Regions from separate parts of the Mus musculus genome. Here region 1 is linked to region 2. The links are chromatin loops, found by intact Hi-C in ENCODE. Cell type or tissue: left cerebral cortex. All regions are shown on one strand.

Region 1 (8,000 bases), 220 kb before region 2:
AACCAGGATGTCTAATTTTCTACTTAGAAACCAGTTTTCCCCCTCTCTGGGAACTTTTCTCAAAGATGAGGTAGTTCATAGTGAACAGAAGAAATAAGTCTCGCTAAAATGGCTCTACCATGGGATCCAAGATTGGTATTGACAGCTCCTTGATATCCATGATAAGTTACCTTGAATTCCTTTCATAATTTTAAATCCATGTCATAAATTCCAACTAAGCTGCATTGTGGCTGACTTGAACCTGGATATTGAATGTATGTCATGTGAATTTCCTTTAGAGGGCACTATTGATTCTCTGAAACCATGGGAACCTTTCTTCATGTTCTCTGGGAAGGTTGGCCAAAGTTGAAATCTTACTGGGTTTCAAAACTACTTAGAAGGAAGTTAGCATAGATTACGAGTCTAGTACTTGGACTAGATTGTCCATTAACAGAGCAGTTCAAAAGCTAATCCAGAGTGTTAGTTGCTAAGACAAGTCATCAAACAGTACACACAATTTGCTATTTGGTTATATCAATGGATGCATTTGCCTTTTAAAACGCTTCAAATGAAAATTTGCTTTTGTAACATAATATAAAATTTAATTTCAATAATCCAATTATTTTGTTTAGAAACATAACCACATTTTAAGGATCCATTATCTCATTCTAGAAACAGATAACATGTATTTGAGAGACCCTGTATTTGTAGGATTATCATTCAGAAATTCATTAAGACTATTTGGAGATACTGTAAAAATATTTTCTTTGAATTTGTTGTGCCTTATAGAATCTGATAATTCATTGAATTTTGACAAATGACAAAGGATATTTCCTTTTGTTTGTTTCATCTAAATTAACAAAAACATTGAAAGATTGGTTTACTGCTGTTTTTGATCAAATCTAGAATGTTTACTGCTTTTTTAAAAATCAAATTTAGAATAAAAGGAAGTCTCAAATATTCCAGTGCTCAAAAGCCTTTATTGTGGATGCAAATACTTTCATATTATCCTCTGTAGAGGTTTGCTTCACTTTCATATCACAAAGTAGTGACCAAACATGTATCTTGTACAGTAAATTCTTACTGAATTGTCAATGTCTATGTCAAGAAAAGGCAACATTTTATAAACAAATGAAAATGCCATTATGTTCCAAAGATCAAACAAAACAATAAACTCCCATTATCTAATGAATTCAATATTAATTCCTCAAGTCAGCCCTTTGAACTCTTCATTGGATGCCCAGGTCTACCTTCTTAGCCTCAGATTCCTTTACCAACGATCTAAGCTCTCAGAGAATGACACTTCCCAGTATTATCAGGCACATATTTCCAGAAATATAAACATAAATATTTAATGCATCTTTCACAGCATTTTGAATATTTCTAACTTAACGAAGTCCTTCCTAACCCTCCTAGCAATGCTCATTGCTTTGAGACTGGAACCACTTGTTGAAAGATGTCAGTCACACTAAGCTTATGTATCCAGAACTAGAAAAGCCTTTGGCTGGCTTCACAACTCCAGGAACATAGGTTCAGATTGGCTCTGAGCCTCACCAACCCCTTGTTCACCTGGCAATATCTAGTAAAAGTCTTCTTCCCAGCTCAAGCCATTGAAACTGTAATCACCCTCGCAAGATTTTTCAATGGCTTTAACTGATCAACATTTGCATTTTACTGGTGGGATGTAGGGAAGTTCTCCTTTCTGAGTGATGGACTGGGGACTGTGACTGCTGGTACAAAAGTCTTGATACCACTCCACCTTCTCCCTGGAACTAGGGAAAGAGCCTGTCCATATCATTCATGCCCAGGATAGTGACTACCAATGCCACAAGACTCACCATTGCCAGATCGTTCTACATCCTGACATATGGGACATTCTTACCCATGCTCTGCAGTTTCATGACCACATCTACTAAAACTAAAAGCTTCACAATATCCTATATCAAAAGAAGTATAGATACTATTTCTATTAGCCAAAATGTCATCTACCAATAGATGCTATGCATGACCTAGAGAACATCTCAGAAAATCATGAACTTGAGATCACAGCTGTTGGTGCCCAACATCCTAGAGCCACTTCTATTTGTTCCCTGAAACAAGGAGAAGGAATCATCTGGATTCCCTAACTCAGGGGAAGAGGTTAGCTACTCTATAACCTCTGAAACCAATGTCAACGTCCCCATGGAAATGATAGAAGATATACTTTGTGTCTAAACATACTAAATTCAATATTAACAGTGCCACAAACTGCAGAACCAGGTGTGCTCCTCTGGCAGGATCTGAGGACAGCGCTTATCATGTATGATGCAAGAACTGTCTGATGATGTCAAATATTCCAGCATCTCCCACATTCATCCTGAAAGTCCTGGAGAAGGTTTCTTTATATCCTGTGCTGCCAGAACTGTGGTTGCTGGTGCTCAAACCCTGGGCACCAACTGCACTTGCTCTAAGGGATCTGAGGACAGCCCTTTCCACACCACACCACCATGATGTAGTAGTTATCACTAAAAGAACCAGTGGCATCAGGGATCAACCCTATGACACTTTAAAACATATCTCAGGAGTACACTAATGCTTCAAAAATAGGAAATTGAAGGTAGCCTATAAAATGCCTGAAAACAATAATTTTATAACAGTGGCTGAAAGTAAATGAAGTGAGATGCAAGAGGATGTAGAAAGATAACAAAAGGATATAAAAATAATGGAAAAATTCACCAAAGAGAAACCACAAAGAAAGGAAGGAAGGAAGGAAGGAAGGAAGGAAGGAAGAAAGAAAGAAAGAAAGAAAGAAAGAAAGAAAGAAAGAAAGGAAGGAAGGAAGAAAGAAAGAAAGTGATGTCATGGAACGAAAATACTTCAGTCAATGAAATAAAAACATAATAGGGAGCTGGAGAGATGTTTTATTGTTTAACCATACTTGCTATTCTTCAAGAAAGTCCAACTTCAATTCCCAGCATCCATGTGGTGGCTCATAACTATTTATAACTCCAGTTCCAGGAAACTCTTGTGCCCTCTTCTGGTCTCTTCAGGTACTGCATGCACACAGTGAACAGATGCATAGGCAGGCAAAACCACAAATACACATAAATTAATAAAATAATAATAAAACCTTTAAGATGAAAAATACAATAGAAAACTTCTACTAAAACTAGAAAAACAAGAAGAAAGAATTTATGAACCTTAGTTGTTATGGAAGTTTTCTGTTATATTTTTCTTCTTAAAGAAATACAACTAGTTGAATAGATTCAGTAAGGCAAAAATGACAAGGAAAAATAAAAATAGAATTCTATCAGAAACGAGAATAAATTTTATAAAAACTTTAAAATATAACTCATCAGACAATTGTTTATACTATGAAAATTCATAATAAATAATGATAATCTGACAGTGTTGATATCTTCAGAGATGTGGGGAGGTGAATTAAAGCCTCAAAAGCCTCCAATTAGACCCAAATAATCCTTCAGCAAGTCATATTATAGTTAAAATGTCAAAAGTTTAAACAGAAGCCCCTAAAAACAGGAAGTTTCAAGAGCATTGTCAAGAGAAAGCTTATTAGGCATACAGCAAATCTTGATGTAGAAACAAAAACAAAAGCAAAAACAACAAAAACCACACAAACCAACAAACAAACAAATAAACAAACAAATATGTATAGGGGCTGACAAGATTCCTCATTGATTAAGGATACTTTCTACATACAACATGATGGACATAATTTAGATTCCGGCACCATGTAACAAGTTAGGTATCCCTCAAATGCTTGTAATTTCATCTTCAAGAGATCTGACACACATTTTGTCTTCTATGTATGTGTACCTTAACACACAAGTGTTACTCTGCAGGTTAAAGAAAAACATATTATGCCCAGCAAAATTACTCATAAAAATTGAAAGTGAAATGATCTCTCTCAGATAAAAATAAACTGAGGACATTGATTGCCATGGACATATTGAAATGCTGTGCAAACCTGATGACATGAGTTTCATTCAAGAAGCACACAGTAGAGGGAGAAACCCAAATTCTGAAAGTTGTCCTCTGAACACACACACACACACACACATATACATATCATATATATACATAATAACAATAATATAATTTTATAAAAATATTTTAACAGAGTCTTACATTAGAAATGAAAGGATAACTTATCATAGAACATTAATCACACAAAACTCAGTAGAAGAACAGATATACAAAAGAAAGAGTTAAACCTTAGCACAACAGAAAACTGCTAAGTCATAGAAATAGTAAAAGAGGTGAAATGAAAAAAAATATACAAAACAAGCAGAATATAATCAACCTAAAGAAAGGAGAAAGCTGTGTTTATCAACAATAATATTGAATGTAAATTATGGATTAAATGTACCAAACAAAGACATAGACTGTATACATATGCACATGCACACACCAAAACAAAACACAAGACCCAACTATTTGCTGCAAATAAATAAAAGATTGGAAAAGACACATTGTAGCTTATAACACAGAAATACAAAACCTTAAAGGTACATGAATGACTATTTCATTAAAAATCTGTCTTAGGAGTAGATAATTTTCTGGAATCATATAACCTAATAGAAAATAAGTAGAGAATTTAAATATAAACAAACTAATGGTGTGTAATAAACTTGAAGCAATAATTTTGTCCTATGGAAGTTCTGGATCTGATGGCTTTACTGATGAATTTTATAAAGTGTTTTAATAAAAATTAGTTCCAGTTATTTTTGAATTACTGAACAAATTAAAATAGAAATCTTTCAAACTCTTTTAAAGAAGCCAGATGTACTCTAATGCCCAAACCAGATGAAACTACATTAAAAAGAGAAAACTAACAGCCCTACACACCATGAATATAAGTGCAACAATTCTAAATAATCTTCTAAAATCTCCTTTCCCCCACTGGTATAATGTTGGCTGTAGGTTTGTCATATAAGGGCATCACTATGTTGATATATGTTTCTTCTCTTCCAGACTCCTTCAGGGCTTTTATTATGAAAAGATGTTATACTCTTCCAAGGGCCTTTTCTGCATCGAATGAGATCCTTGCGATTCCTGGACATATGTCCACTTATGTGCTGAATTACACTTATTGATTTGTACATATTGAGCCAACTTTGCATCACTGGAATGAAATAAACTTGGTTATGGTATATGATATTCCAAATGTGTTCCTAGATTTGGTTTGTAAGAACTTTATGAACAATTCTTGCATATACGTTCACAGGGGAACCAAGAGAACTTGGTCTCTACTTTTAATTTGTTTGTTTTCCTTGAGTCCTTTTCCTGGTTTGAAGTCAGGATCATGCTGACTTCATAAGAAAGGTGAGTAAGGATCTTTCCCTTAGGAGCACTGATATTAGTTATTCTCTAAATGTTTGATAGTTTTCTAGGTCCTGAGTTTTCTCCTTTGGCACGCTTTTTATTAGTGCTTCAATTTCATTGATAGGGATTTTTGAGGTTGTTTATATATCTCCCTGATTTAATTTGGATAGATCTTGTGTTTCCGTGATGTGTTACTTTTCTATTGCTGTGTTAAAGGCCATGGTCAGAAAGCAGCTTGGAGAGGAAAGAGCTTATTTGACTTATACTTCCAAATCACAGTTCATCATGTGATGGCACGGCAGGAACTCAAAGTAGGAAGCAGAAAGCAGGAACTGAAGCAGAAGCTGTGGAGGGAGGGAGGCTGCTTCCTGTCTTGATCCTTGTGACTTTGTCAGATTTCCTTATGCGACTCAGTACTACCTGCCCAGAAGTGGTACCACCCCATGGGATGGACCCTCCCATATCAATCATTAATCAGGAAGTGCCCCACAGTCCTGCCTGGGGAGACATTTTCTCAGTTGATGTTCTTCTTCCTAGATAAATCTGATGTATCGAAGTTGACATAAAACTGCCCCAAATACATCATGTTATCCATTTCTTGTAAAATTTTCAGTTGTGTGGGATATAATTTTTTAAAGTAGCTCCTAATGATTCTCTGAATTTCACTGGAATCTACAGTAACATTATTGTTTTCATTTCCAATTTTATTTTTCTATTTTTATTTTATTTATTTATTTATTTGTTTACTTATTTATTTATTTTTGGTTTTTTGAGACAGGGTTTCTCTGTGTAGTCCTGGCTGGCCTCGAACTCAGAAATCCACCTGCCTCTGCCTCCCAACCAATTTTATTTTTGATAAATGGTTTTCCACCCCTTTGCTCTCAGTGTGTAAGATTCTTTACCAGTGAACTATGCTTCTTTTTTTAAAAATTTTTTATTAGGTATTTTCCTCATTTACATTTCCAGTGCTATCCTAAAAGTCCCCCATACCCTCCCCCCGCCCATTCCCCTACCCACCCACTCCCACTTTTTGGTCCTGGCGTTCCCCTGTACTGAGGCATATAAAGTTTGCATGACCAATGGGCCTCTCTTTCCACTAGTGGCTGGCTAGGCCATCTTCTGATACATATGCAGCTAGAGACATGAGCTAGGGGTACTGGTTAGTTCATATTGTTGTTCCACCTATAGGTAATGCTTCTTAGAAATAACAGTCAACGAGATCTAGTTTTTAAATCCAGTCACTCTGTACCTTTCTATTAGTAAGTTGAGGCCATTTACATTTGATGCTATTACTGAGAGATATTTACTCAGTCCTGTAACTTTGTCATTTTTTTTTCTTATTGGATTTATGCTTATTCTTTACTTTCTTTCTCATTCATATCAACATGTATCAGGGGTTTGATGACTTATTGCATTGGACACAACGGATTTCTTGTTTGCTTTCTTCATCTAACTTTTGTTATACAATTTTACTTTCCTATGATTTCATGATTGAAACTCATACTGAGTATACATCATTTCTCAAACGCTATGCTAGCCTGGCGATCGTGAACTATCTTAGTTTGTGCTTATTTTGACCTTTCCTTATTTTGGCAGCAATCTTAGATGATGTTGCTGGATGTAGCACTCTTGGTTGGCAGTTACTTAGTTTCAGAACTTGAAATTCCTTGTTTCCGTCATTATTTACTGATAAGGGATCTGATGTTTTCCTGATATTTCTCCCTTTGTAGATATGTTGGCATTTTTCTTTCAGCCTTTAATATTGTTACTTTGCTTTATGCTTTTTGAAAATCTAACTTATCTGGTCATGTGCACTCTGGAGCTCTAAATGATTCATATTTATATATCTATTTCTTTCTTTAAATTGGATAATTTTCTCTTATAATTTTATTAAATAAATTCTTTATGTGTCTAATCTCAACTCCTCTTCCATCCTGTGGATTCTTTAGGTTCAGTCTCTTGATTATTTACCAGAGTTCTTGGCTACTGTTGCCATATTTCTTCCACTTGGTCATTTGATTGAGTTTAATGCTCTTCACTGGATTTTGTTGTTTGATTCATTTAATAGTTAAAATTGATTAATTTCTGTCATAGTTAGGGTTTAATTGCTGTGAAGAGACACCATGACCACTGCAACACTTATAAATGAGAACATTTAATTGGGGCTGGCTTACAGTTCAGAGGTTTAGTCCATTTTTGTCATGGCGGAAAACATAGTGGTGTGCAGTTAGACACGGTGCTGGAGAAGGGGCTGAGAGTTCTACATCTCAACCCAGAGGGAGCAGGAGGACCAATTGGCTTAGCTTCTGATACTTCAAAGATTCCTAGTCACACACCTTCTCCAACAAAAACACACCTCCTAATAGTGACATTCCCTGTGGGTCTATGGGGGCCATTTTCTTTCAAATCATCACAATTTCTAATATTTCTACTTATTGAGTATGATTTTTTTCTCAAAAAACCCTCAATTTCCTTGGTGAATATTTTATTTGTATTGCTAATATTATCATCCATTTTTAATGATTTTGTTCTCTGTGTTGCTTATTTTCCCTGCTGGATTCTGAATTGAATCCATCTATTTCTTTGTATCTTCCTTTAAATAATTGATTTTTTTTAAATCAGAAAAGCTTTGAATACTCATCTCACATCTTATCTTTTGAGTTCAATAGTTTAAAAGCTATGATTTTTGGAAAATT
Region 2 (8,000 bases):
CCGAAAAGTCTGATTATTTCCTTTTCCCCAGTGTACAGTTACCCTTGTAAAAGGCCGTAGGTCCCTCTGGGGAAGAACTGGAGAAAGGGTAACAGGAGTAGAAACCATAGGCATTTGAGCAACTTCTTCATGTAACTTGCTTGTGCCTTCAGGACCTGCTCTGGCCCGATCACGTATATACCACTTCCATTTGATAATAGACTGCTGCTGTGCGCGTCCCACTTTATGACTTGCAGGGTCTGATAGTACCCAGCTCATGATGGGTAGTTCAGGTCGCATAGTAACTTGGTGTCCTATTGTCAAACGTTCAGTTTCCACTAAGGCCCAATAGCAGGCCAAGAGCTGTTTTTCAAAGGGAGAATAGTTGTCTGCAGATGATGGTAGAGCTTTGCTCCAAAATCCCAAAGGTCTTTTCTGTGATTCACCTACAGGGGCCTGCCAGAGGCTCCAAACAGCATCTCTATCAGCCACAGACACCTCAAGTACCATCGGGTCTGCTGGGTCATATGGTCCAAGTGGTAGAGCAGCCTGCACAGCAGCCTGGACCTGTTGAAGGGCCTTCTCCTGTTCCAGGCCCCACACAAAGCTAGCAGCTTTCCGAGTCACTTGGTAAATAGGCCTAAGTAACACACCCAAGTGAGGGATGTGTTGTCTCCAGAATCCAAATAGACCCACTAAACGTTGTGCTTCTTTCTTCCAATGTCCTTATATTGTCTCCAGCAAAAGGTGTAGCCCAGATTAAAGGTGTGTTCCACCACACCTTTAATCCCAGATGAAAGGCATAGCCCAGATTAAAGGTGTGTTCCTTAACTCGGAGATTCAATCTTCTGGAATCCATAGCCACTATGGCTCAAGATCTTCAAACCAAGATCCAGATAAGGATCTCCAAGCCTCCAGATAAGGGTCACTGGTGAGCCTTCCAATTCCGGATTGTAGTTCATTCCAAATATTGTCAAGTTGACAACCAGGAATAGCCACTACACAGTGTAAGGCTTTAGAGCAGTTTCCTAAGATGTCTTTTGGCTTGTAAATGATTCTCGGGCTAATCTTGCTTAGTTTGCTTTGTTTTTCCTGGAATTTCATATAAACAAAACCACCCAGTATAGTGTCTTGTATTGACTTCCATTTAGCATTTTTCTTTTGTTATTTATCTCATCAGGGAAAACTTATTTCTTTGATCACAGAGTAATATTCTACTGTAGACTTATCATGACTTGCTCACCCATTCCCTAGCATTCCCCCTGCAGCCCTTGAGATGGTCACAGTCCCGATTATAGCTTTGTGCTATAATAAACATAATATAATTATATATCATATTATATAATTATAATAGAATCAGTGCTATGATCACACTGATTGATTTTCAGGATGATTTGATTCACAGAACGAATCCTGTGTTCCCAGGTTCAACTCCCCTGGTTATGTATTAGCTTTTTAAAAATGTTGTTGAATTTGATTTGATAAAATTTTGTCTGTGTCTTTGTGCCTATGTTTATGAAGGATGTTGACCAAAAAATCCCCCCCCCCCCAGCCTCCCGGGTCTGAGGTCTTTAGTCAGGATAAAACCGGTCTTAAATAAATTCAGATAATGTATTTTGCAATTCTTTGCGGAATGTCGAGAAACATTACACTATACACAAAATGGTAACCTGGCAGGTGTCGTTTAAATGTACATATTTAATATATAAGTGATTTATTTGTTCCTACATTTCTCGATTTCCCCTTAGTTTCCACAACAAACATTTATATCAATTATAACAATTATTCACACATAGCTGAATAATTGGCTGAATTCATATATGACTTGTAACACAGACTTAAAGAAAAACAAAAAACAAAACAATTAGACCAAGGAACTATGGGGATGGGGGATGGTATTTGCTAGAGATGGAACTGAGAACCTTAGAAACTGTGGAAACTCTTCCAGAACAGACCTTCCTACCCTGTATAGACCCGCACCATGAACACCCGTTACAAGCTTTTATAAGTAACAATTGTACAAGGCACCCCGTGGCCCTATTTACTTTATAAAGTTAACCCAGCATTACTTAATACTAAACTTTTTTTTCCTATGAAGATGCACAATGGTTTAATCCAAAGAAGGCACGTCAAACAATGAAACTCCAAGTTAGTGCAGCCTGAAGGATACTAGTTGAACTGGGCATGCTCAGTCGCCAGGCAGATTTTTTTTTTTTTTCCCAGTGAAGTGGAAACTACAACTGCGCGTACCGGGTGAACGGGGGTGGGCGTGCCCTCGTGGAATTTAGAACGTTCTCTTAGCCAATGGGGCCTCGCGGCTGGCTGGCAGGGCTCGCCATTGGGGGACCGGGATGCGAGCGAGTGGAGCGCCGGGGGAGGAAGCGGAGGTGCAGGTCGGAGAGGCCGGGCTAGCCGAGCCCATTGCGGGAGTAGCAGCAGCGGCCAGGCAGCATCCAGCAGTGTGCCAGGCGGCCCAGAACATTGCTTTACTTTTTTTGCTGCACCAACGTAGTCATTATGCCGAAGAGAAAGGTAAGTCCTGTAAAGGGGGAAAAAAAAACCCTGCTCGCAGGCCCTCGAGTGTGTTTGGAGTAAGCCCCCTGCGCTGCGATGAACGCGGCGATGCGCCTAATAACTCAGGCGCTGGGCACGGCCGCTGCCCGCTCCTTCTGCAAATGCCTGTTGCTGACCTCGCTCGCCCCGCACGGAGCTCTGAGTGTTACTTTCCCTCCAGGGACGTCCTCCCCTCTCCATCAACTCCTGCTTGGAATGGTTTCCATCTCTTGCCAGCAGCCAGGGCGGGTATCCATCCCCCTCGCAGGAGTTTCCTCTTGGCAAACTCAGGTTGTTCTCAGGGTGGAGGGAAAGCAATGAGAGGAGTCTCCCGGGCCAGGGAAATCGAAAAACGTGGAAGCACTCAGAGGAGCTAGGCGGGGTCCGGAGTGTCCCCTGGGCCGTGCCCTGGGCGAGCGCGATGCGGGCGGAAGGCCGGGAGAGGGAAAGCCATGTTTCCCTACGCCAGCCCTGCTGCGCCGCGGACCCGTATGTACCCACTCCGGTGTCAATCACCAGCCGCGAGGGCGGGCGGGGCAGTGCGCAGCGCCGGGTAGGCTGCAAAGAAGGGGACTGGTGCCAAGCTCACTGACCCTGCCAAGGTCAGGGGCCACCAAGCCCCTGCCACTGTCCCACCCACGACCCCACGCTTGGCCAGGCAGGGAACCGAGGTCTTTTTAGTCTCTCCTTTGCCCCTGGTGGGTTGTGTCCCCTCCGCGCAGGGACGTCATGAGCCACACGTGGGGCCACACAGCTCCCTCAGGGTGGGGCTTCGACTTGTCATTGGACTGGTGAAGGAAGGGCAGATATTTTTCTACCCCTCCCAGAGAAAAGCGATGTGTGAGGATTGCGTCCTAAGAAAAAAACCTTCCTGCCACCTGCCCAAAGGACCCAAGTCAACCATCTTGGCCATTAAAGTTGAAACTTGGTTAATACCGTTTTCTCCCGAAGACTGTGCACTGTGTGTGTGTGTGGTTGCTTTATTTAAAACTATCAAAGCTTTAAAATTTTTAGAAGCTTTTGCTTCCTTATGCATCGTCACTAAGAATTTTATTATAAACAACTCCACTCCTTTAAAATGTATTTTATTACATTGATTGATTGATTGATTGTATTCACAGGAGGCACTGACACCCAGATTGCAGTAGTAGGCTCTCTCCTATCGTGTGGGTTGTGGGGATCTACAGCAAGTGTATTTACTCTTTGAGCCAGCCCAAGCACCTCCATTCTTTAAAAGAAAATCGATCATACTATTAGAACATGAACCTACTCTGTGTCTCATGGTGGGTGGAGTCTGATGTGCTTTATCTGGCTTAATCTACATAACCACGGAACTGTTTTAGTCTCATTGAGCAGCGTCTTAAGATTCATTGCCAACATTTCATTAACCAGTCATTGGTTTAGAGTGGAGCTGTGAATCCCGAAGGCCTTACTTGACACCGTTGTTAACGCTTTCTCTTCGTATAGAGGGATTCAGGAAATTCTGAGCCTTGTAGTTGAAGAAGCTCATGGCGTGTGAAGAGTGGGAACACTTGAGACTCTTGTTCAAGTGTCCTTTGATGGCAGCATTGTTTTTACAGTGATGTCACTGTTTGCAGCCTTGTATCTAAGGTTGGTAACGTGTTGGGAATTCTAGCAGAATCAGAGGAACTAATTATCCAGAAAAGAGCTTGAGAGGGAATGGAGGCCAACTCTTTCCCTGGAATTATTAACATGTTTGAATAACCAGCAGATTTAATGGAACGTTTCCTTGATCAAGGGCCACTGCTGGTGAAGCCATTCCTCTTGTTTTCTGTCACTAGCCATCTCTAAAGGGGAAGATGGGAAGGAAAAAGTGGGGTACAAAGTGGCTTTATGTTTTACTTCTCTGGAAGGCTGGGACTCTATTGAGTTAGCCAATACCCAATCCTTCAACTAGGGGCAAAGTGGTGTTCGTATGTATGTATGTATGTAATGTATGTATGTATGTATGTATGTACGTATGTATGTATGTGTGGGGGTCTTCAGGACATCTGAGAAAGCCTCCTCAGTTAACAGGAAGTCCTTTTACTGATAACTGGAAGCCAGACACCTGCCTTGGTACCTGGGTAGGCACAGCCACAGATTGCCTGGCTGTGACGGCCAGCCCACCTAGGAGTCAAGCCTTATAGTGCCTGGTGGAGTCTTGGAGTTCCTCGGAATTGACATTAGAAACCACTGTCCCCAAGTGAAAGCCTACACAGCCATGCAGGAAAGGAATTGGAGACAATCCATGCATAGTCCTTAGAGGTCTGTAAGGTCAGGTAATAACCTGAGGATTTGCATACTATATTGCACACTGTATTTTCTTAGCTAAAGAACTACTTGTTCTGCTTTGTAAATTAAATTGTGGTATACACTACACACACACACACACACACACACACACACACACACACACACACACACACACACACACAGGAATGCAAGCATAGGAGCATGGGTGGAAGCCAGAGGTCCAAGCTGGATATCTTTCTCTATTGCTCTCCACCTTATTTTTTGTCAGGGTCTCTCCTAGAGCTCATTGATTTGGCTAGACTGACTATCTCTACCTCTCCAGCACTAGGCTTACAGACATGCAGACACCTAGCTATTATCTGAGCGCCAGGGATCAGATTCAGTTCCTTAAGTCTGAGGGGCAAACCCTTTACCCACGGAGCCATCTCCCCAACCCAAAATCAGTGTTAAAAGTACTCATACCATGTTTTCCTTGCCATCTCTGCTCTTTGTTTCATGAAAACATTATTTAATGAACTCCCCAGTACTGCAGGGCAAGGGGTGGTACTCATAAAGTCAGTGGAGACATCTGAAGATCTAGCACTGTTTAAATATTGGAGGGACACACAGTTCGTTCTCCAGGAGCTTATATTTAATTCAGTGAAGTCATAAGATTAGCAGACCAAAAAAAAAAAAAAGTGCTGACTGACAATGGACTTATATAGGTTACAGAATATGCTGTTCAGATTCAAAGACTGTAGGATAGATAAGAACACAGGTTGAATTTGTGCTGGTTGGTCTTGAAAAAGTGTGGGTAGGACTCAAGGGGAAAAAAATCAGGATCATTTCCTGTTACCAGGCATCTAGATGCCTCTTGTCATTACATCCTAACATGACTACTCCCCAGCTGCCCAACTTCAAGGCCACAATGCCACCCATATTATTAGAAACTATTTTAAGGCACATCTTTGTAAATTTTGTGTGTGTGTGTGTGTGTGTGTGTGTGTGTGTGTGTGTGTGTGTGATTAAACCAATTTAAATGAGTGCTGTTTGATTTTTTTTAAGCAGTGTAGCCCTCAACTTTTTAATGTCCTTCTGAGATTTAAATACTGCTGAGTTTTCTGTTATATAATGGTGATGAGTGAGCGAAGTCTCATGGATTCAGGTAGGGGTAGGACAATGACTGCCTGAGTTCTAGACTGTTCTGCTCAAACATCGACAGATGCCATCAGCAGTCATGTTGTGATGGGATGTTCTATACAGAAGCATTACCAGCAAGGCCTGCATTCAGTCCTGGCCTGGTCAGCAAACACATTCTCACATCCTTTGTATGTTTCTAATTCCTTATCCCTAGAATTCTGTGGCGGGCATGTCATTCCAGAAACTGTCTAGTATGGCAATGTCTACGGAGTAGATATAGGGTGTATAGTGGTCTCTTTCCATTTAGAGACTCAAGAAAGCAAAGCCTTCCTAGTCTTCACTTTTTTTTTAAATCAGCTGTAAGAGTTCCCTGGTGGAATGTTCTCATTCATAGTATGCATGCTTACTATGGTATACACAGATAGTATACTTGTGTATAATTTCCTATATGCACTACTATGAATAATACATATATGCACATCTGCAAATAACAATGCTGTGAGTTCTTTCTTTTCAATTAGTATCTTCTTGATCTCCTTTAGTTGTCATTTTGCTCCAACTAAAACTTCAAGTACTGTATTGAGTAGATATTGAGAGAGCATTGTCTTTCATGGAATTTCTTTTAATTTCTCTCCATTTAATTTGATGTTGGCCATAGATGTAGACAGCCTTCTTTGTGTTTAGGTGTATCCTTTGTATCTCTCCCCTCTCCAAGACCTTTGTCATGAGAGCGTGTTGGATTATGTCAAAGACTTTTTCAGCATCTAGTGAGATGCTCATGTTGGTTGTTTCCTTCAGTTTGTTTATGGTGAATTATATTTACCATTTCCCATGTTAAACCATCCATACGTCTTTGGGATGGCACCTTCTTGATGATGGGGGATGATCTTTCTGATGTGTTCTTGGATTCTGTCCTTTTTATCTCTCTCAAGTATTTTAGTATTTTTGCAGCTATGTTCATAAAGAAAAATTGGCCTATAACTCTCTTTCTTTGTTGAGTTTTTGTAAGGTTTGGGTGTCAGGGTAACTGTAGCATCATAAGATGAGTTGGGTAATGTTCCTTCTGTTTCTATTTTTTGGGGTAATTTGAGGAATTTTTGGCATTTACTCATCTTTGAAAGTCTGGTTTTGTGCTAAAGCCCTCAGCTCTTTTGGGTGGGGAGGCTTCTAATAACTGCTTCTGTGTCATTAGGGGTTGCAGGTCTATTTAAATTGCTTATCTGATATTGATTTGACTTTGCGAAGTGGTAGCTATCAAGAAAATTATCCCTTTTTTTAGATTTTCCAGTTTTGTGGAGTACAGGTTTTTAAAGTATTTCCTTATGAGGACTGCCTGGATTTCCTTAGTGTCTGCTGTTATGTCCCCATTTTCATTTCTGATTTTATTAATTTGGATTATCTCTCGGTGTCCTTTAGTTATTTTGGATAAGGGCTTGTGTTTGGGGCATAAATGTTAAGATTTGAAATATCATCTTGGTGGATTTTTCCTTTGATGAGTATAAAGTGCCCTCCCTCATCTCTTTTGATTAGTTTTAGTTTAGAGTCCATTTTGTTAGGTATTAAAATGGCTACACCTGCTTGCTTCTAAGGACCATTTGCTTAATATATATTTTTTCTAATGTAGTGAAAATTTTGGTTTCTTAAAAGAAACCCAGTTATGTATGTGAATATATTTTTGTTTTAATCTCAGGTGTGGAAAAGAGGCTACTTCACGGCAGTGGTTATGATCTCGTTCTTGCTCTAGCAGGAGTGTGATTTTGCCAGAAGCATATAGTTTCTGGGGGTGTGTGACCTTTGGAATTCTGGGGACTTTTGAGACAGTATAAATGCCAGAACCCCGAGTGGGGCTGGACACACCCTCCATGGAGGTTGCTGCTCCCTCTGCTGCTGTGGTTTATCAAGTAGTGATCAAAGAGGCAGAAGAAATTGGAGATGGCCTAATGATGAAGATTGGACTTGCCCCCAAGGAACTCAATGTTCCTAATTAGCAGGAAGTAGTATAAAGAGGTCTCTACCTTCTTTCTCCTCTAACCTTTTTCTTCTACCCAGTGTTGGGAGGTTTGAAGGGTTTATTTTAGGATGTGATAAAGTTT

The links. Peaks named below come from ENCODE experiments on the same cell type or tissue, not always from the same donor. Only the 100,000 strongest peaks of a DNase experiment are listed, where the experiment ranks them.
Region 1: a loop joins it to region 2, with 3 times the contacts of the local background. A loop is called at or near these places in 2 of 42 quality-filtered maps.

The regions. Positions count from the first base shown.
Region 1 is chr9:83,363,424-83,371,423 of GRCm38, reverse strand. No RefSeq gene overlaps it. Among named protein-coding and RNA genes, the nearest start is that of Gm46123, 16 kb to the right of the region's middle. In left cerebral cortex, CTCF peaks have their summits at 279 (motif pointing right) and 3,005 (motif pointing left); DNase peaks (open chromatin) are centred at 295 and 2,991.
Region 2 is chr9:83,140,942-83,148,941 of GRCm38, reverse strand. It overlaps Hmgn3 (high mobility group nucleosomal binding domain 3), which reads left to right and starts at 2,335. Exons shown (of 6, transcript NM_026122.4): 1 at 2,335-2,511. The coding sequence starts at 2,497. In left cerebral cortex, no CTCF peak of the experiment used is centred here; DNase peaks (open chromatin) are centred at 3,061, 3,237, 3,807, 4,022 and 2 more places; H3K4me3 peaks cover 2,359 bases; H3K27ac peaks cover 1,750 bases.